7 separate regions of the Homo sapiens genome follow, and all the other regions are linked to region 2. Evidence: chromatin contacts called from ENCODE Hi-C or POLR2A ChIA-PET data. All regions are on one chromosome and are shown on one strand. Each heading gives the region's core, a stretch centred on a gene start or an enhancer-like site at or near the end of the contact. The rest is flanking DNA. Distances are from core to core; before and after follow the strand shown. Region 1 holds the start of ARPP19 (cAMP regulated phosphoprotein 19). Region 2 holds the start of DMXL2 (Dmx like 2). Region 3 holds the start of TRPM7 (transient receptor potential cation channel subfamily M member 7). Region 4 overlaps MYO5A (myosin VA). Region 5 holds the start of SPPL2A (signal peptide peptidase like 2A). Region 6 overlaps MYO5C (myosin VC). Region 7 has its middle 23 kb from the start of AP4E1.

Region 1 (2,700 bases), core at 126-2,625, 950 kb after region 2:
CGGGATATTCTCAAATAATGTGGTAACTTGGACTTTTACCTATGCTATATGTTTTCTTGTTTTTCAATTACTTTAACATCCTAACAGAAGCACCCAACTTAAGAAAAGTTAACACGGTTTTAAGAACATATGGAATGGGCTTAGAACACTAATCCAATTCCCAACTTAATTAGGACATAAGTGCAACATTAAGCAGAAACCCGCACGAAGGTCAAGCAGTAGACCAAAATCGTATTTAACGGCAACACAACCTGATTTGTAAGAAAAATTGTTGATAAACAATTTAGGAGACAAGATACCTCGGCCCTTTCTCACTTCTCGGCCAGTCACACCTGCCTAGGAGGGCAGGGCGGTGGAAATAATTACAGTGGGAGAGACAAACACCAGCCTAGATAAATACAAAGGCTTGATATTCATAATTTGAACCACAGTGACACTCCCGGCCTATTCCCCTACATCAGGAAGACACAAGGGCGTTTACAAAATATTCCTGTTTCCAATAAAACCCTGATTAATTTCGTGAGTAAAATTTTAAAATTCCACCCTTTCGATTTTTAGTCAAGTACCATATTTGAGTCCCATCGACTGAAACCTTTTTGAGCACAGACTGCGCTGCACACTACACCTGACTCACCTCCTCTAGGCCTCACCCCGCCGTGGGAGGCAAGCACCAGTATTCGGCCTTTACAGGTGAAGACACTGAAGGCCGGACTTTACTCACTGACCATGGTTACAAGGGTTGGCCCTGAAATGCCAATCCTGGCCCACATCGCGGCCCGCACACGAGGCACTGCTTTTGGAGTGAACCGCACGCTCACAATACAAGTAGTTGGAGAGTTCTTCAAAGGAAAAAATAAAACTTCCTAACCAAATTGAGGCTTACAGAAAAACTTAGGCTCTACGCCCAAAGCCTGCGTCCTGGGCTCTCGCGTAAATATAAGTGACTGAGGAACACCGCGACCCACGGAGGTGTTACAAAAGGCACGATTCGGAGTAAACGCGGGGCACGTTGGAACTCCCAATTCGTCGGCGCACCAGCCAGCGACGGCGGGAAGCCAAAGGTGGGGCGCAGGAGCCTCGGCCTCATGCGCCTCGGCCCCGCATCTCGGGCGCGGCCCTCCGCCTGGCGGGAGCAGGCCGCCCGCCAGACCCGGCCTTGGGCAGGGCCCAGGGCTCACGCCCCGCGCGCTCACCTTCTGCTCCTCCGCGGAGGCTGCCTCGGGGACTTCCGCAGACATAGTGCTCCCTCTGCAGACGAGACGCCGGGAAAAGATGCAATTAGCGGGTGGCCGAGGCCACCCGGCCGCCGCCCGTCCCAGCTCTCCCAGGGCCCGCCGGGCCGCCTCCGCCCGCGAAAATGGCCGCCGCCTTATGACGACACGGAGCCGCGAAACGCTCCGCTGGCCAAGGCCCTCGCACGCCGGAGCCCGCCTGCCCCTCCCGCACCGCACCCCTACCTACTTGACCCCGCTTCTCCCGCTCGCTGTCGTCCAAACACTTCCTTTTTTCCTTCAAAGGTCGCCGCTCCTGCCTCACCTCACATCCGTTTGTGGCTGCCGAGTGCTTCCTGGGAATTGTAGTTTCTAAGTGGAACCGCCCCTCCCCGCCCTTTCCTGTCCACTCTGGTCCCCTCGTTCTAGGAGCTTTATTTTACTCTTTCCACTTACCCATCCTCGCCTAGTTCTGTTCTCCTCGCTCTCCGCTCTGTAGCCACACAGGCTGTCTTTTGGGCACGCCAAAAGTCTTGCTCCACTCTGCCACGCCTTCACATCTCCAGTCCTACGTCTCTGCCTCAGAACCTTTCCTTCCTAAACCTCTACACTAGGCCAGAGCCACCTCTTAAAGGCTGTCACAGCCCTGTACAGTTCCTCAACAACATGAACTGTATCATTACACAATTGTCGTGACTTTAGGTCACCTTTCCTTCTCAGATAAGCCGCACCAGGGCAGGGATCTCGTCTGTAATTACTTATATTTTACTCTGAGGGTCCAGCACTTCCTAGATATCTAACGAAGGAATTCAGATTCATTTGTCCACTCCCAGGGGGTCCACTCCCACAAGCTTACCGAAACTGCTAGCATTGAGCTCCCCCAATGACCTTTTTATTTGCCAAGTCCTGCGGCTTCTTACTGAATCCTCATTCTACTTGATATCTGAATAGTTACTCGCAATGTTTGTTGGTTCCAACAAAGTGTCCCTCAGAAACTTGGAAATAAGATTGCCCTCTAAAAGTTAAACTAGTAAAAAGCCACAGAAAATGAATGCATTTCTGGGGGCAGGGGAACAATTGAAAGACCCTAAATGCCTGGATAAGGAATTTGGAAACCATCGAAACTCAACCAGGATGTAGAATCTCAGACAGGAAGAATTGCACTGGAATTGCAACTAGAAAAACAAAAAGAGTTAATATTGCACTCCTTTTGGAGAAACGAAGGAAGGCATTTGTCAGCCAAGGAAGTATTGAAAATAAAAGGGTTCAACAGGCCAACTGTTTGACAAAGATATCCCTTAAGAATGTCTCACGCTGGGCTAGCTGAGAAACTGTAAGATCCACGACATATTTGTTCTCCTTCTATACTCACAAAGTAACATACTGAAAATTTGCCTTTCCCTTAAGCAGAACTGCAGAGAGAAAGAAGAGTGCAGTAGTTAGGCCACTGAAGCATTTAACAGTTGTATTTTTATTAATAAATTGACTG
Region 2 (2,700 bases), core at 198-2,697:
ATTCTGCAGTTTTGCTGAAGCTTTATTTTCCGCAGTTTTAAAAACACTGTTGGAAAGCAGACATCAAAGGGTTTTCCTTGTCTAAAAAGCATACCATTACGGAATTTCCAGTTTTATCAAGAAGAACAGTTTACAAAATATATTTAATAAAGGTCTGGCTGCCTACAGTTCCTTATAAGGAAGACCATGTATAAATTTCATTCTTTAAAAAAGAACTCAATTTATGGGAGTCTATCTATGAGTAAACGAAGCTCCAAGGCTTGGTTTAAACATTTCCACTCTCAAAAAGGACTGATGAGTCCAATCTCCTTGAGAAACATGTCTACTTCATCTAGCTTTTAAGGAGATTCTAAAACGTTATGTATACATACACTTTTCTCAAACAAGCACTGTTGTAAATTTTTCACATTGCCTTACTATATTAAAAAAAAGGCTACCTTACAGATTAAAATATTATCTAGGAGGATTACCAAACTACGACCTCCTGATAAATGAGACAGCTCTCCAAGCCACTGTGACTCTAACCTTTCCATTCTAAATCTTTCGGGCGCGGAGGATGAATTTTTCTATCTTTTTGTTGGAATTAAGATCCTGCATTATCAGGAGATACAGAGTCAGGCTTAAAGCCACAGACTCCAGCAGCTCCTCGCTGCCCTAGCACAGCGGGCAGGGGGAGCCAAGGCGCAGCATCGCCTCCACGCTCCGAGACCAACACCAAGTCTCTTCACCTCCACGCTCCGAGACCAACACCAAGTCTCTTCGCCTCCACGCCGAGAGCAGCTGCGAAACGGACGCTCTGGGGTTTCAGCCGCACCACCACTTTCCTCCACCGCAGACCGAAGGGCCGCCCTAGGAGGAGCCTTCTAGTCCAGTCACCTCAGGCCCGTTTGCTTGGGGTGGAGAGTGCGGTGGATTCCTAAGCCTTTCCCCTAACGGGTGATTTCCTACACCAGACGCAGGACCCACGGTCCCACGGGTCCCAGGGGGAACTAAACCCCAAGGCTGCAAAGGGGCCACGGGTGGGGCCCACCAACATCTCACAGCCTCCTGAGGAGGCGTGCGCCCTGGACAGGAGGTCCCTGCCCCCGCGTCTGGCCCCTGGTATCTTCCCCTAGGGCTCCCGGCCGCCGCTCACCGTGAAGGGGACATCCCCGACGCTGCCCACGGAGTAGCAGTTGTCTCCAGGGTTGACAGCTCCGGTGAGGACCTGATGCAGATGCATCTCCGGAGCCCGGGCTGGACAGAATGCGCGGGAGGTGCGACAAGCTCCGCGCCTGACCCTCCTCGGGCTGCGAGAGCCGTTTCCCTCTGTGCCTCCCTCGGAAACCCGCCCCGCGGAGGCTCTGGCTTAACTCCTCGCCCCCCTTTCGCCTTCCCTCCGCCTCGTCCCTGCCATGGGAGCTCCTCGACCGCCGCCGCCGCCCGGGTCGCCGCTCAGCTGCGGAAATGCCCGGATGTTCCCACTGCCTGCTGCACCGGCGCACAAATGCGGGAGGGCAAGGGTGCTTGTGAGGCGGGGGAGGGCACCGGGGGGAACGCGCGAGCCGGGAGCGTGCAGCAAGGGAGCGGGCCAGCGCGCGCGCCCACCGCGGGGGAGCGAGGTAGAGCCCTCCCCCCGCGGCAAAGCTCTCAGCTCAGTCTTTCTTCCCCCCATCACCCGCGTTTGCGCGTGCGCGCGCCGTGGTTTCCAGGGCAATTGCGCGCGCCACGCCGACCCGCCGTCCCGTGATTGCGCGCGCAGACGTGCGGGAGTTCCCTTGGAGCCTCCCGGGCTGTAGCCGCTGCGGACTGGGGCGGAGGTGGGGGCGGGGGCGAGTGGGGTGCAGGTCGCTCGGGGCCACGCAGCAGTCGGACGCCGGGGACGCGCCACGAGCCGGTTTTGCTGTGTTGAACGTATTCCAGAATACAGTGTGCAATGGTCAGTGCCGTTGACCTCAGAAGGACACCCGTCACCGGGAATTTCCACCTGGAGATATCTTAGATATCTTCAGTCTTTTCGAAAGTGCAGTACATAAGATATTTTATTTTACATAAACAATGTAGGCATCTTGCAACTATTTAGAGAAGCCATACTCCCCTGAAAGCTAATTATTTTGCTCCCACCTTTTGTCACGGTTATTCTAGACAGCAAAAAGCCGCCTTAGAGACGGGTGACTCCTTTCGACTTTTTTTCATGAGTAATTTCATGAATTAGCAGAATCGCCTGATTTTCCAAACTATCTGCTAAACTTTGAATGGTTGATAACAAGGATCATCAGCTCCCTGCCACAGGCCAATTCATGGCAAATGTTCTAACCCATACTATGCTTAAATCACAGGGTAAGGAAGTAGGGGACACCAAGACATAACTATCTGTAAAACCAGGCAGAACGCCAAAGGTGGTGTGATTGAGATATAAAAGTCTTTATGCACCACAGAAGAGGAAGAAGAATGTTGACTAAGGGCGTGGATAAGGCATTATGGAGACATAACCTGACATAAACGCTGAGTTTAATTTTGACAGGCTGAGATAGACAAGAAATGCTGCAAATACAGTACAGAAAATAGAGGGGGTGTTGAAGGTACAAAGATTAATGTTTGAGGCAGATGATTTATAGGGTAGGGAAAGTAAATAATACTTAGCAAGAGATCAAGGTATCCAAGTGGTCTAACTCTTGGCCTACCAAAACATATTATGGAGAGTCTTGAATGCTCCAAGAA
Region 3 (2,700 bases), core at 198-2,697, 940 kb before region 2:
GGGAGCCTGAGGCAGGAGAATCGCCTGAATCCCGGAGGCGGATGTTGCAGTGAGCGGAGATCGCGCCACTTCACTCCAGCCTGGGCGACAGAGTGAGACCCTGTCTCAAAACAAACAAACAAAAAAGAATAAGGTGGAAAATAGTGAAAGACACATTATTTATTCAAAGTATTACTACATTTGTGTTATAAGTAAAACTCTTATTTTAGTTTTGTATGGCACTTGAATTAGCGTCCAGTGAAAAGCAAACTTGCCAGACTCCAGCAGAGGGAGAGTTGTTTGCATAAAGCCTATCAAATTCAAGTACTGACCAAAAATACCTACTTTGCTCTTCATGTCCCTGATGTAAATGACTTTCTTAAGAAATCTTCAAAATTGGTTCCTGATATCCAAAAATAAAAAGCTCTATCGGAAGCTGCAATGCACCGCCTCCCTCTCTCCATTCCGCACCTTTCGGTTTAAAACACGATCAACTGTTCTCTGGGGCAAGGGATGCGGTAGTTCGACTTAAATCCTGACTGACAGTACATTGTCTTGGTCCCCACAGAAGCCTCCCCCCACCCACCAAAATCCTTAATTCTTGCTAAAGAAAAAAGATCTACCATCAATATTGTCAAATCCCTCCCTTTTGGTTCCAAAAAGGAAATGTACCTGTAGAGTATCCGCTGCACAGCAAACAAGGCACTGCTCCAAACCCGTGTCCTCTACCCCCTTTTTGCACCCTTCTAGCCCTCCCTCCCTTTTTTCCATGTAAAACTTGAGCAGAGCATTTGGTTCCCTTATCTGCCAGCAACTGGCGCCAGGAGGACCGTGCTCCCAGGAGATGCGGAGCTTGTAGGCTGAGCCCTGCGTCGGGCGCGCTGAGGCCGCTCAGCTGAGCCCAGCCAGGTAGTCCCGGGCTCGCGCCTCTGCCGCCTGGAGAGGCCCTCGCTGGGAGCCGAGTCTCGGCTCAGGGGATTCCCGCGAAGAGGTGTCGCCTCTAACTTGCTACCTGCTCCCGCCCCTCACCCCAGAACGAACTGCACACCCGTCCCGAGAGGACAAATCCGGAAGCCTCAAGGCAATTCGAGGGTCCTTCGCCGCATGGAACGCGGCTCCCCACACACTTGCCTGCCAAGTCTCTCCTTTACCGCCCGCAACCCCAGAACCATTCCCCGCCCGGGCCTGCGTGGGTCCAGTACCATTCTCCTCACGGGGCGGACTCCGGAAGGGCAGCAACTCCACCTCCTCCTCCTCCGCGGCCTGTAGCCATCTATCGGGAAGCGTCTCCGGAGGCGGCAGCAGAGGCCGCCGGACAAGGAACGCCCAGGGAAACCTTCTCAGAACTAACTCAGCTCCGGCGCTAGCAGCAGAAGCCGAGTCTTTCATAATTGTGCGACCAACTCCTCCGGGTGACTGGCCACAGGGACGCGCCCGCGCCCGCCTCCGCCGGCGACGGGGCTGGGGACGGACCACGTGAGCGGCGCGGCGCGGCGCGTGCGTCGCCGCCCGCGGGTCGGGTCACGTGAAGGGCGCGCGCTCCCTCGATTCCAGGCCGCCTCCCTGCGCGCCGCGCGCACGCGCTGGGCAGGTTCGCGCCGCCACGCCGACCGCCTCTGGGTTCCCAGAAAGTGGTGGGGTGTTCACGCCGTATCTCCGTTGGGTACCTAGGCGGGACTTAGACAAACTTCAGCCTCAGCTACGAGAGTGGAACTTGGGGAATCGGAGGTTGAGGGTTAAGGTTCAAGGCTTGCGGATCCAGTCTGGAGTTGCTGTGTGGGCTCATTCCGCTAACTAGGCCTGGCCTGTGCCGACTCGCTCCAGCAAACTCGAGTGTCGCAACACACTCTGTGTGCTTCAGAGCGAGTAGAGGCTTTAAATGTTACTCTCTCCTCGTCCAAAATGCAGAATCATCTTTTTACCCCAATCATGTTCTTTCTCTAGCCTCTCCTGTTGCTGCCGGTAAATATTCTTCTTTGTTTAACTATGGGACTGTCTTTTTCCCTCCAGAGATACTCACCCACATACACGCATACACCACACCTTCTGCACCAAAAACTGGGTTGTTCCCTTGATGTAATATGTACCTATCCACCTTTCCATTTATTTTGCTGTCACACATGCCAAGGTTTGGCTATTAGCAATGGTTTACTAAATGTTATTCCTTATCTACTGGGAAGACCACAATCAGTTTAATTTTCTTAAAACTGCTTTAACATCTTTCTGCTCCTGAAGTCTTCGAGAGTTCCTCAATCTGACCCTCAGGGATCTGACTGTCTTATCTCTTTTTTAAAAACGACTTTATTTTAAAATAATTGACATGACAAACTGCACGTATTTAAATGTCCAATTTGATAAGTTTTGACATACCTGTGCACCCATGAAATCACCATAATCAAATGAACGTATTCACCTCTAAGTTTCCTCCCCCCCCTTCATAATCCCTTCATCTCGTCCCTCTCCATCACGTCCCTTATCAACTACAGATCTACTTTCAGTACAGATAAGTTTGCACATGCTAAAGTTTTATATACGGGAATCATACAGCACGCACCTTTTTTTTCCGTCTAACTTCTTTCATTCAGCATAATTATTGCCTCTCAAACATTATGACCCACAATTCACTGAAGTAGGATCTTCTCTCAGAAAAAAAACTAATCCACCCACTGGTTCCCCCAGCTTGTGAACAATCTTCAGGTATTGTGTATTTCTTCCCCATCT
Region 4 (2,708 bases), core at 156-2,655, 840 kb after region 2:
ATGACTGTCACTCACATTTAGCCTGTAGACAGGATTTATCTAATATACACATAATTGCTTCCAAAATGTCATCCATATTAGGCAAATAGAGACTGTATTGGCCACACTGGGAGTCAGCTTTACCTAAGGGCAGGGGCAAGGAGGGACATTTCACTGGTATTACCTCATTAATGATGAGCACTAGAAGGGAGATTCTTGACCTGGAAACAGCAGCCTTGGTAGTAAGGTCAGGGCAAGATTATTACGGAATTCTATAATGAGCTGGCTTTGAGAGGGCAAATGAGTAGGCCATCTTGCTGCTGGCTGAGACACCTTAAGCAAAAAAGCCCTGTTGGCCTGCATCTTTAAGTGGAAGTGTTAAACTTTGGGCTGCATGATGCTTTCTTATTAACTCCTCCCATGATCCCCTATCCTTGCCCCTTTTATTAAGTGTCCTTTTAGCTTAATTTTAGCCGAGAAAAGCAGCTATGAAAGTTGATCTAGGTTTTATAATTTTGAAAGAATGGTTGGTATAAAATATTTTTCAGAAAAATAAAAAACTTCTGGGTGCCAAAATACATCATAAACAAACCCAAAATACAGGGTGACCAAAAATATATTTGTAAAAAAGCAAAGTCCCTTAATGTATAAAGAACTTTTGCCTGTAGTCCCAGCTACTTGGGAGGCTAGGGCAGGAGGATTGCTTGAATTCAGGAATTCGAAAGTATAGTGCGCTATGATCATGCCACTGCACTCCAGCCTGAGCAACAGAGCAAGACCCTGTCTCTAGAAAATAAATAGAATAAATTTAAAAAGACTTTTAAAAAGAACTCTTACAAATCATTAAGAAAAAGATACATCTTGAGATTTTTTTCGCCCAAGATGGCTGACTAGAGGCTTTTCTAGCACACTTCATAAACTCAGAAGAACCAAAATAGTGTGTAGACAATCATACTTTGAACATATTATCCATGATAATATGTTTGACATGAAAAGCAATGAGTCCAACAGAAAAGCAAAAAGAAACTCCAAAATCTGAGAAGAAGGAAGGTAGGTAGCCCGTATGGCCAGGACCGGCCAAAAACCAGGAGTGAATCCCCAATATGGAAAAGGGTACATATCTCTCTGTGGTCCACTTTCCCACTAGGGAATCGAGCAATCCAGACCACAGGAAAGTACCTTGCCCCTTCTAAGCCCTAGATCTAACATGCGGAGCAGCCAGGAGACTGTGAGAAGGAACTGCTTGAGGAAGTATCCCAGGCATTCCTTCAGACTGGACACCTACAGCAGGACCCTATTCTCTTTCCTAGCTCTTACTTAGCAAGCTGCACCTCACACGCCTGGGAGCTAGCCACAGCAGCAGCAGTCTTTGGCAGTAGAGAGACTCAGGCTGGGGCTTGGGGAACTGAAACCTGTGGGAGGGGCTCCCACAGCCAGAACTGAGAAATGAGTGTGGTATGGGCTCCAGCTGCTGGTGCTGAAACTGGGCTCCCCCCAACCCCACCCATGGACCAGAGGAGGAGAAGTGCCAGAGAGGTGTAGTATTGAGCTGCACAGTGACTCCTATAGCCCAAGACTGCACTGCAGACGAGAAGCAAACTGTAGTGACTAAGTGAACAGCCAGACTGGCTAACATAGTTGAGATGGGGGCATGAACCTTGCCAAGACTGGGGTGTAAGAGGGAAGCAGGTCCCATGTCTGCCAGCCAAGGCTGTGAAGCTAGAACCACCCTCCCTTCCCAGGCTGAGACATCAGCATAACAGTGGTCAGCCCTAACCCAGGTATTTTACCAGAGGCCTAAATCAGGGTAGGTAGCCACTCCCATCAGGGTAGGTGGTCTGAGTGCAGGCCTAGCTAACTTAGCTCCATTCCAGCTTTGCCCCCCACTCCAAGATAGGGTGCAGGATCCAGGCCCCTGGGGGTTCCATGGCCCAATCCACCTTCTGGGACAGCCTGAAGAGCCCACTGCAACAATTAACACAAGAGCACAGCACTTGAGAAAGAGAAGAGCTTCTCACAACTACTGCCCCTATCACCCATGACATCACAGCTGCACAGGAGGTTGTGTGTCTGCTCACTGCCTGGTACGCCACTACAACCAGCATTCAAGAAAGCTACCGCATTAAGGCTATGTATATCCAAGGAAATCATACAAAGTCTTTGTCACTTCATGCAGACAAATGGCCCTACCCAATCAGCATCATAGTCACATCTTCAGATACACAGAAATCAACATATAGGAAGTATGAAAAAGCAAGGTATTATGGCGCCCTCAAAGGAACAAAATAATTATTTGGCAATAGATCCTAAGCAGAACAAAAATCCTTGAAATGTCGATAAATAATTCAAAGTATTGATTTTAAAGAAGCTCAATGAGATGCAAGAGAAATCTGCAAACTAATATAAAGAAAATCAGAAAATCAATTTAGGATGCACATGAGGAATTTACAGGAGACAGATTTCAAAAACAAACAGAAATTCTGGGTCTGAAAAATTATTGAAGGAATTACAAAATACATTTGAAATGCTTCAAAAATAGACTAGACTAAGCAGAAAAAAAGAATCTCAAAACTTGAAGACAAGTCTTTTGAAATAACATAATCAGACAAAAGTGAGGAAAAAAGAATGAATAAAGACATCAAGATATTAGGGTCTACATAAGGCAACCAAGCTTACGAATTATTGGTATTCTCAAGGAGGAAGAAAATGCAAAAAGTTCTGAAAACCTA
Region 5 (2,700 bases), core at 180-2,679, 860 kb before region 2:
ATTATCTGTCTGATTACACAGTAAACACCTTAAAGACTCCGACTAACACTGCTACTTTGTTGCTCTTTTTATATCGAACTCCCCTCCCCCAGCAATTTTTAGATACATTCTCTCAGGTTCCTGATGTTGCCTGTCAAAGTTATGAATACACCAAAAGGCACTTACTTTTTGGCTTAGATTTTGGTTTTTCAATAAATATTAAAGACACTTTTGTATTCACTAATACTAACCCCTTAAACTGGAGAGTCAGCAAAACAGTCTTTCAAAGAAATCACACATTCTAATAGAACGAAACAAGCTTACACGACACCAATTCTGTAATAAATAACATGCGTAAGTTTCCAACCTGAAACTCCCTAAGTAAAAGTCACTAGAAACAAAAACTGAAACACCGGGTTCCTGACACCCCACTCCCACACTGAAGCTCGAATTACTTGAGGCTGAATTTTAAAACACTATTACTTCTCTGTGACTATGAAAACAAATCTATGAACACATATTTCTTACTTACATTTAACCGACGCTCCCCACCCATCCCTTTAAATTAGGCAGAAAACTGAAAACCACTAAAAGCATTACATTTTGGTGTCTTCTTTTAAAAGTTATTTTAAATTACTGCTATTAAAACCCCCCCTCCAAAAAAAAAAAACCCTCATAACAGAATCAAATGAGCCCTAAGGCGAAGCAGGAGCTACAGTGGGGGAAGGGAATTTTAAAAAGACATCCGTGTTAGTGCAATTAAAGTGCAGTCCTCGAACCGCTAAACATACTGGCGCCTTGTATAATTTTTTTTTCTTCCCAAGGGTAAAAAGCGGTAAGAAAGGCTTAGACAATAAAACCCAGAGGTCAATTTTAAATATGCTGGGACAGTGAGCAACTATCGAGAAGCATCAAGGTCAACGCAACCTAAGGGGCTCCTCTGATCTTTTTGCGGTAGGTATTTCGCCAGACTTCAATGGGCGGGAACCGAGTGGGGGGCGGGAAAGTTGGGGGAAAGAGGGTGGAAAAGAGGAGGGTGGAAGGAAAGAGATGAGTAATGGAAAGAGGAGGGGAGGAAAGAGGAGTGCGAGAGCAGGCCGCGGAGGTGCGGGCAGAGGGGAGGCCGGGCGAGGAGTAGGGGAAGGGAGCCCCGGCCTTGGCCCCGGCCCCGCCCAGCCCCTGGGAGGCCTGCGCGCCTTCCCGCCCCCTTACCAGCTGGAGCAGGAAGCCCCAGAGTAGGGCGGCCCCGGCAGGGGACAGCCGCCGCTGCGGCCCCATCGGACTGGTGGGTGCCGGGTGGGACGGCACGGTGCGGCGCAGCTCACTCGGCGGGGTAGGCTCGGAGTCCCGCCGCTGCGCTGCCTCCGTGGCCGGACCGGACCGGACAGGCGCGGGCGGCCGGGCTACGACTGGACCGCCGCTGCTACAGCGGCCGCCACAGCAGCGCGACTTCCTCTTCCGGCCCCGCCCGTAAGATGCGGAAACCCCCGCGCCGGGCTCGGAGAGTCCCAGCGCTCTCCCGGTATCCAGGCGTCCCGGCGTCCCGGCGCTACGAGGCCACCGGCTGCGGGTCTGAGCCTGTCGCTTTCCGGCTGCCCGACTTTAACTCACACCGAAGCCTGGCGGGAGAACGGATTTCTCAAGGCTCGGAAGTGTCTGAGCGTCTGCTCGGTTCCCCAGTAACTACCCGAGTGTTGCATGCAGCCAGAAATCTAAGGGTCACCCTAATTCATCTGCCTGTCATTTGTTCCTGGCCACTCTGACTCACCACATAACCCAGATCCATCCACTTTCTCCAGAACTGCTGCCACCACTCTATCCAGGCCACCAACTTCCCTCTCCTCCAAACGGGTCTCAGTTTCCCCTCCGGACAGCCCAGTAGCCACATAACAGTCCCAGAGCCATCTTTCAAAACATATAAGTCAGATCATGTCTCTCTCTATCACACTTGGAATAAAATAAAAACTTGGCCGGGTGTGATGGCTCACACCTGTAATACCAGCATTTGGATGGCCGAGGTGGGCGGATCACAAGGTCAAGAAATCGAGACCATCCTGGCCAACATGGTGGAACCAAGTCTGTACTAAAAATACAAAAAATTAGCTGGGCGTGGTGGCACGCACCTGTCGTCCCAGCTACTCGGGAGGCGGAGGCAGTAGAATCGCTTGAACCGGGTAGGCGGAGGTTGCAGTGAGCCGAGATTGTGCCACTGCACTCCAACCTGGGCGACAGAGCGAGACTCGGTCTCCAAAAAAAAAAAAAAAAAAAAATCAAAACTCTACTCTAGCCTGCAAAGGTAAATCTGGCCCCTGCCTTCCTGTCTCCCCATCTTCACTACTTTCCCACACTTTAAGGCGCACGGACCTTTGGCCCTCCCGGCCTTTGCTCTGGTGGGCCGCCCGGACTTTGCTCTGGTAGTCCTCCCTGCTGGAGTGCTCTTCTCTCCAAAGCTCAGAATGCCTGCCTTGTTGACATTCACTTATCAGCTTCAATGTCGCTTCCCCAGACGGGACTTCCTGACATACCCAATCTAAAGTACCTGTCCAGTCACTTTCTTTTCTTTTCCTTTCTCTTTTTTTTTTTTTTTTTTTTTTGAGACGGAGTTTCGCTTTTCTTGCCCAGGCCGGAGTGCGATGGTGCAATCTCGGCACACTGCAACCTCCGCCTCCCAGGTTCAAGCAATTCTCCTGCCTCAGCCTCCCCAGTAGCTGGGATTACAGG
Region 6 (2,700 bases), core at 50-2,549, 600 kb after region 2:
ACTGGTGAGTCCAGGAGGTCTGGGAGTTAGCTGGCTGTTGGGAAGGAGGTGGCCTGGGCAGCTCTGGTTGTGGGGAAGAGGCAGTATTCTGCCTTTATTCTCCCTTGTGAGCTCAGCTTGAATAAGAATCACAGGTCTGTGCTTTTGCTTTGTATCTGAGGGAGATATAAGGACTTTCAGGGACAGCAGAGGTGAATAAACTCTCCTTGATATTTTTTCAGTTACCCTGAGTATTTAAGGGCTCCAGCCCCTGTTTCTACAGAGAGTAAGCAGGAGAATCAAACTGATATGTGCTGAGCACTTTACCTAGAAGACCTAATCCTCCTAACAGGCCTATGAGGTAAGTAGAGTGATCTTTTCTCAATTAGCAAACAGCAGCTACATTTAACTGAAGGCTGACTGGCACGTTCAGGGTCACATGCCAGGTTTATGGGGGACTCAGGACTATCCAAATCCTGAAGGCCATGCTTTTCTTTGTAATGTTTCAGTAAATGTTCCAAGTCAGATTTGCATTTACTTAGGCTTTTAAGACTGACTATAACACATATAACTTGATGATCATGAGTTATTTTCTTTGAAAACCAGAGTAGGCTGGGCACGGTGGCTCACGCCTGTAATCTCAGCACTTTGGGAGGCTAGTGCGGGTGGATCACCTGAGGTCAGGACTTCAGGACCAGCCTGGCCAACATGGTGAAACCCTGTCTCTACTAAAAATACAAAAAAAAATTAGCCAGGTGTGGTGGCAGATGCCTGTAATCCCAGCTACCTGGGAGGCTGAGGCATGAGAATCGCTTGAACCTGGGAGGCAGGTTGCAGTGAGCCAAGATGGTGCCATTGCACTCCAGCCTGGGTGACAAGAGCAAAACTCTGTCTCAAAAAAAACCCAAAAAACAAAACACAAAAACCCAGAGTAATTTTTTTTTTTTTTTTTTTGTTGAGACGGAGTCTCACTCTGTCACCCAGGCTGGAGTTCAGTGGTGCAATCTCGGCTCACTGCAACCTCCACCTCCCAGGTTCAAGCGACCCTCCTGCCTCAGCCTCCCGAGTAGCTGGGACTACAGGTGTGTGCTACCTCGCCCGGCTAATTTTTTTTTTTTTTTCTAGTAGAGATGGGGTTTCACCGTGTTAACTAGGATGGTCTTGATCTCCTGACCTCGTGATCCGCCCACCTCAGTCTCCCAAAGTGCTGGGATTACAGGCCTGAGCCACCGTGCCCAGCCCCAAGTAATCTTAATGGATCACATTGGAGAGTGAACCAGTCTTAGCTACCAAAGAGGAAGTGAGTGACACCTACTGGTACCTCTCTGCAAGCGCAGTCTCACAAGTTCCTACATTTAAGATACAGACCTCAGACCTCAGCCAGATGACAGGACTCCCACAGACTGACTGACATCAGGCTCATGTGGCTGCTAAGAGTGAAGCAGTCACAGGAATGAAAGTGACCCTTCCTGATCATGTGGTCTGACCTCCTACTTTTAAACAATAGGGGACGGGGCCCAGAAAAGACAGACACTTCAGTTGTGGAATTCAGTGGCCACCCGGATGCAATTCCAAAAGCTCTTCTAAACCACGCATGGCTAGTTCATGACAATTACAGAGACTATTTCCATAATCCTACAAATACTCTACTAATATGTATTTCACATATTTAGTAGAAGCTTAAAAGCTTTCCAACTTAATGATGAAATGTCTTACATTTAAGAACGTAGGTACACTCAGGTTTAACTTTTCTGGTAGGGAAACAATTCACTTAAGCCTTGATTGTCCAAGCATGGATCATTACTTCATCCATTCATTCATTTTTCTCTAGAGCATTTTATTAAATTGCCCAGGAATATTTATATATTTTTAATGATAGATACAGGTAACAATTTTTTTTTTTTTTGAGACGGAGTCTCGGTCTGTCACCCAGGCTGGAGTGCAGTGGCGCGATCTCGGCTCACTGCAACCTCCGCCTCCCAGGTTCAAGCAATTCTCCTGCCTCAGCCTCCTGAGTAGCTGGGATTACAGGCACCTGCCACCACGCCCAGCCAATTTTTGTATTTTTAGTAGAGACAGGGTTTCACCATGTTGGTCAGGCTGGTCTAGAACCCCTGACCTCATGATCCACCTGCCTTGGCCTCCCAAAGTGCTGGGATTACAGGCCTGAGCCACCGTGCCCGGCAGGTAACAATATTTTTATATATCATTATGCAGTTTTAAAAATTCTATGTGATTTTTCCTTCTCAGCTTTATAAAAATTTACTTAAAAATTTCTACCATTGAAAATTTATAGCTTTATTGATGTTATAATTTATGAATATATTGTGGAATAATTCAAGCTGATTAACATGTTATCACCTCAAATACTTGTCATTTTTTGTGGTGAGAACATTTAAGATTTACTCATAGCAATTTTGAATGTACAATATGCTCTTATTAACTACATTCACCACACTGTGCATTGGATAATTGTTTTAGTAAATTTTCTAATAACAGTTTAAATGAAAGATTTTGATAATAAGGTAACTTAACTTTAATGCAGGTGTTTATAGATTTATAGTGATGGATTATATAATAAGGATTCACCTCAATTTACAGTCTAATTTGGGAGTATTCTCTACATCGACATATTTAAATAACTTTACATAAATGTAATTTCAAAAAAGTTAGAAAGTTGACTTTTAAAATATGGAATACAATGATTGCTAAATCAAAGGC
Region 7 (2,700 bases), core at 96-2,595, 740 kb before region 2:
TCTGTATGTAACACCTTGCTCTTAGCAGTATAGAAGGACTACTGATGCAATTAATTCTGTCATATGATCTACGTAGTTTTTGAAGTTTTGATTCTCGTTAGTATATTAGTACAGGGCTGGGCGCGGTGGAGTATAGCCTCAGGCTTCAACAGTACTATCACTTCTTTGGAATGTTATTTAGTTTCTTTTTAACTTGATTCATTTTTGATCCCTTGGTCAGTTCCCATAATGCTCTGGATCAGGGCCTGCTTGAATATTAAATTCCCATTGTTTCCTTCTGGGAAGGTCTCTGCTTATCCAATCTGGAGCCTATCTTTCTTCCTTGTCCTGGATCTGGTAGACTATTGAGAAAAGTCCTTACAAAGATTTCCTGGGAACTGGATTTTTAAAATGAGTGCATGTGGGAAAATACTCTCCAAGTGCAAAGGGGACTCTGTTTTTACCTCTACTTATATTTCCAGCTCCTCGGGGAAAATAAAAGTATTACAGGTCAAATCTCTTTACAAGTAGCTCAACTTGACTGTCTAAATATGTGGTATGGAGTAGAGTTTTATTTCATGGATTACTGCTTGCACTAGGTTAGACATAAACTGGGCTGTGGAGAACTTTTGGTTAAATAGAGATTTTCATTGCAAAGGTATTTGTTGTAGAGGAATTTACCCAGTAAACAGATATCTTCCAGCTAATGTTTTTACCAGGCTGATTCAGACCGGGTAGCAGGAGCGGGAAAACACTGTGGACACAGTCTGCTGGCTAGCGGTCAAGGCAGAGGCAAGTCTGGCACAGGCAAAAGTCTGTGTGAAATGTGGACCTGAGTCATGAAAGGAGGGGAAGAAACTAGTATGTGTCATTCTGAAAAAGCTCTTCTTAGGGCTCTTTGGGCTGTAACCACTGCCTCTCTCCATAGAGAGTCACAGGGCCTCACTTGGCTCTTCCTGCTGCATTTTCAGACTTAAAAGGAAGCCACCGGCCGGGCGTGGTGGCTCATGCCTGTAATCCCAGCACTTTGGGAGGCCGAAGCGGGCGGATCACGAGGTCAGGAGATCGAGACCATCCTGGCCAACACAGTGAAACCGCATCTCTACTAAAAATACAAAAATTAGCCGGGCATGGTGGCGCATGCTTGTAATCCCAGCTACTTGGGAGGTGGAGGCAGGAGAATCCCTTGAACCAGGGAGTTGGAGGTTGCAGTGAGCCGAGATTGCGCCACAGCACTCTAGCCTGGCGACAGAGTGAGACTCCGTCTCAAAAAAAAAAAAAAAAAAAGGAATCCACCTTCAGGCAAATTCCCTCCGCCTCTCAAGAAAGATAATAAAACAAAATGGAGAGTCCTCGTCTCTAAAAAACCTGGGTCAGGTTTTGAATGAACGCAGTACCGTGACCCAGCATTAGGGGCTAGGAACGTCCACAGTCACGACTGAGGCTTGCTGCTCTGGCGCCCCCTTGGGCATGAGAGTGGAACTGTATACAAAGTTGCCTAAATCCCCACTGCTGCAGTCCCCAGAACACCACCCAGTGTCTCTTTTTCTAGGCCTTTCTCAGCCTGGAGAGTTTCCTAACTTTTTGCCATTCCCAAGGTTTTTCTCTGACCACCACCAAACCCTTCTCAATCTACTAATTTTTCTAAACAAATTATTTTATCTTTCTAATTCTGCATGCATCTCTAGTCACTAAGCCCCAGAAAGATCCTGTAGCAAGCTGTCAATCAATAATAAATTAGCATTTCTGAAATTCATGAGACTTTTTCTTAGTTTTATTGAAATATATTTTATGTACCATAAGACTTCACCCATTATAAGTGTACAGTGAATAATTTTTAGTAAATTGATAGCTTTGTGCAACCACTGTCACAATCCAGTTTTAGAACATTTCTAACACCCAGAAAATTACTTGTGAGAATGTGCAGTCAAAAAAAAAAGAAACAAAACAAACAAACAAAAAGAGAATTTGCAGTCAATCCTCACTTGTTACCTTCAGTTTCAGACAACTACTGATCTGCTTTCTGTCTCTAAAAATTTTCCTTTCCTGGTCATTTCATATAAATGAAATCATACACTATACAGTTTTTTGTGACTGGCTTCTTTCACTTAGCATAATGTTTTCAAAGTTCACCCATGTTGTAGCATGTGTCAGTACTTCATTCCTTTTTATGGCTGAATAATAGTCCATTGTATATAGATAAACTACATTTTGTTTATTCATTCATCAGTTGATGAACATTTGGGTTGTCTCCAGTTTTTGGCTATTATGAATGATGTTGCTATGAACATTTCTATACAAGTGTTTGCATGAATATATGTTTTCATTTCTCTTGGGTAGATACTTAGTAGAATCGCTGAGTTGTATGGCAAATCTATTTAGCTTTTTAAGAAACTGCCAAACAATTTCACAATGTGGCTGTTCTATTTTATATTCTCATCAGCAATATGTGAAGGTTTTCCCATAACTCCTCCATCACTAGGTATTGTCTGACTTTTTGGTTATAGCTTAGTGGGTGTGTTAATGCTATCTTATTGTGGTTTTGACTTGCACTTCCCTCATGACTAATGATGTTGCGCATTTTATCAAGTGATTATTAGCCATTTACATATCCTCTTTGGTGAAATGTCTATTCAAATGTTTACTTCATTTTAAAATTAGATTATTAGTCTTCTTATTACTAAGTTATGAGTTCTTTGTATATTTTGGATATAAGCCCTT

The links. A loop is a pair of places that touch in the nucleus more often than their neighbours do. ChIA-PET counts read pairs that join two places held with the same protein, here RNA polymerase II (POLR2A). Pooled maps may share reads with other maps.
Region 1: a loop to region 2 is called in a map of sigmoid colon, with 8 times the contacts of the local background. The contact joins the promoter of ARPP19 here to the promoter of DMXL2 in region 2. A Hi-C loop is called at or near these places in 1 of 168 maps with a recorded cell type or tissue (sigmoid colon), 2 of 37 single-sample maps with no recorded cell type and 5 of 50 pooled maps. POLR2A ChIA-PET finds 5 or more read pairs at or near these places in 2 of 52 experiments (K562 and activated CD4-positive, alpha-beta T cell).
Region 3: a loop to region 2 is called in a pooled map, with 6 times the contacts of the local background. The contact joins the promoter of TRPM7 here to the promoter of DMXL2 in region 2. A Hi-C loop is called at or near these places in 2 of 37 single-sample maps with no recorded cell type and 5 of 50 pooled maps.
Region 4: a pooled map shows a loop between it and region 2 (6-fold over the local background). The contact joins the enhancer-like site here to the promoter of DMXL2 in region 2. A Hi-C loop is called at or near these places in 4 of 37 single-sample maps with no recorded cell type and 3 of 50 pooled maps.
Region 5: a map with no recorded cell type shows a loop between it and region 2 (7-fold over the local background). The contact joins the promoter of SPPL2A here to the promoter of DMXL2 in region 2. A Hi-C loop is called at or near these places in 1 of 37 single-sample maps with no recorded cell type and 5 of 50 pooled maps. POLR2A ChIA-PET finds 5 or more read pairs at or near these places in 1 of 52 experiments (T-cell).
Region 6: a map with no recorded cell type shows a loop between it and region 2 (4-fold over the local background). The contact joins the enhancer-like site here to the promoter of DMXL2 in region 2. A Hi-C loop is called at or near these places in 4 of 37 single-sample maps with no recorded cell type and 4 of 50 pooled maps. POLR2A ChIA-PET finds 5 or more read pairs at or near these places in 2 of 52 experiments (activated CD8-positive, alpha-beta memory T cell and activated T-cell).
Region 7: a loop to region 2 is called in a pooled map, with 6 times the contacts of the local background. The contact joins the enhancer-like site here to the promoter of DMXL2 in region 2. A Hi-C loop is called at or near these places in 2 of 37 single-sample maps with no recorded cell type and 3 of 50 pooled maps.

The regions. Positions count from the first base shown.
Region 1 is chr15:52,567,655-52,570,354 of GRCh38, forward strand. ARPP19 (cAMP regulated phosphoprotein 19) reads right to left here and starts at 1,376. Exons shown (of 3, transcript NM_006628.6): 1 at 1,194-1,376. The coding sequence starts at 1,238. RefSeq lists enhancers at 227-975, 976-1,722, 1,776-1,905 and silencers at 1,076-1,175, 1,246-1,305.
Region 2 is chr15:51,621,324-51,624,023 of GRCh38, forward strand. DMXL2 (Dmx like 2) reads right to left here and starts at 1,448. Exons shown (of 44, transcript NM_001378457.1): 1 at 1,136-1,448. The coding sequence starts at 1,222. RefSeq lists an enhancer at 586-995 and a silencer at 1,366-1,585.
Region 3 is chr15:50,685,350-50,688,049 of GRCh38, forward strand. It overlaps TRPM7 (transient receptor potential cation channel subfamily M member 7), which reads right to left and starts at 1,448. Exons shown (of 39, transcript NM_017672.6): 1 at 1,182-1,448. The coding sequence starts at 1,184. LOC128092252 reads right to left here and starts at 1,368. Exons shown (of 4, transcript NM_001414947.1): 1 at 1,182-1,368. The coding sequence starts at 1,368. RefSeq lists enhancers at 536-1,400, 930-1,349, 1,660-1,839 and a silencer at 1,400-1,569.
Region 4 is chr15:52,464,891-52,467,598 of GRCh38, forward strand. All of the region lies in intron 1 of MYO5A (myosin VA), which reads right to left. Among named protein-coding and RNA genes, the nearest start is that of MYO5A, 63 kb to the right of the region's middle. RefSeq lists enhancers at 873-1,628, 1,273-1,562. Within about 2 kb of position 1,406, at least 10 of the 41 ENCODE cell types and tissues checked have a DNase peak (open chromatin) inside an H3K27ac peak, as active enhancers do.
Region 5 is chr15:50,764,277-50,766,976 of GRCh38, forward strand. It overlaps SPPL2A (signal peptide peptidase like 2A), which reads right to left and starts at 1,430. Exons shown (of 15, transcript NM_032802.4): 1 at 1,192-1,430. The coding sequence starts at 1,257. RefSeq lists a silencer at 1,005-1,464.
Region 6 is chr15:52,226,277-52,228,976 of GRCh38, forward strand. All of the region lies in intron 25 of MYO5C (myosin VC), which reads right to left. It overlaps LOC105370820 (a long non-coding RNA gene), which reads left to right. Exons shown (of 4, transcript XR_007064638.1): 3 at 222-340. Among named protein-coding and RNA genes, the nearest start is that of GNB5, 36 kb to the left of the region's middle. Within about 2 kb of position 1,300, at least 5 of the 41 ENCODE cell types and tissues checked have a DNase peak (open chromatin) inside an H3K27ac peak, as active enhancers do.
Region 7 is chr15:50,884,611-50,887,310 of GRCh38, forward strand. No RefSeq gene overlaps it. Among named protein-coding and RNA genes, the nearest start is that of AP4E1, 23 kb to the right of the region's middle. Within about 2 kb of position 1,346, at least 26 of the 41 ENCODE cell types and tissues checked have a DNase peak (open chromatin) inside an H3K27ac peak, as active enhancers do.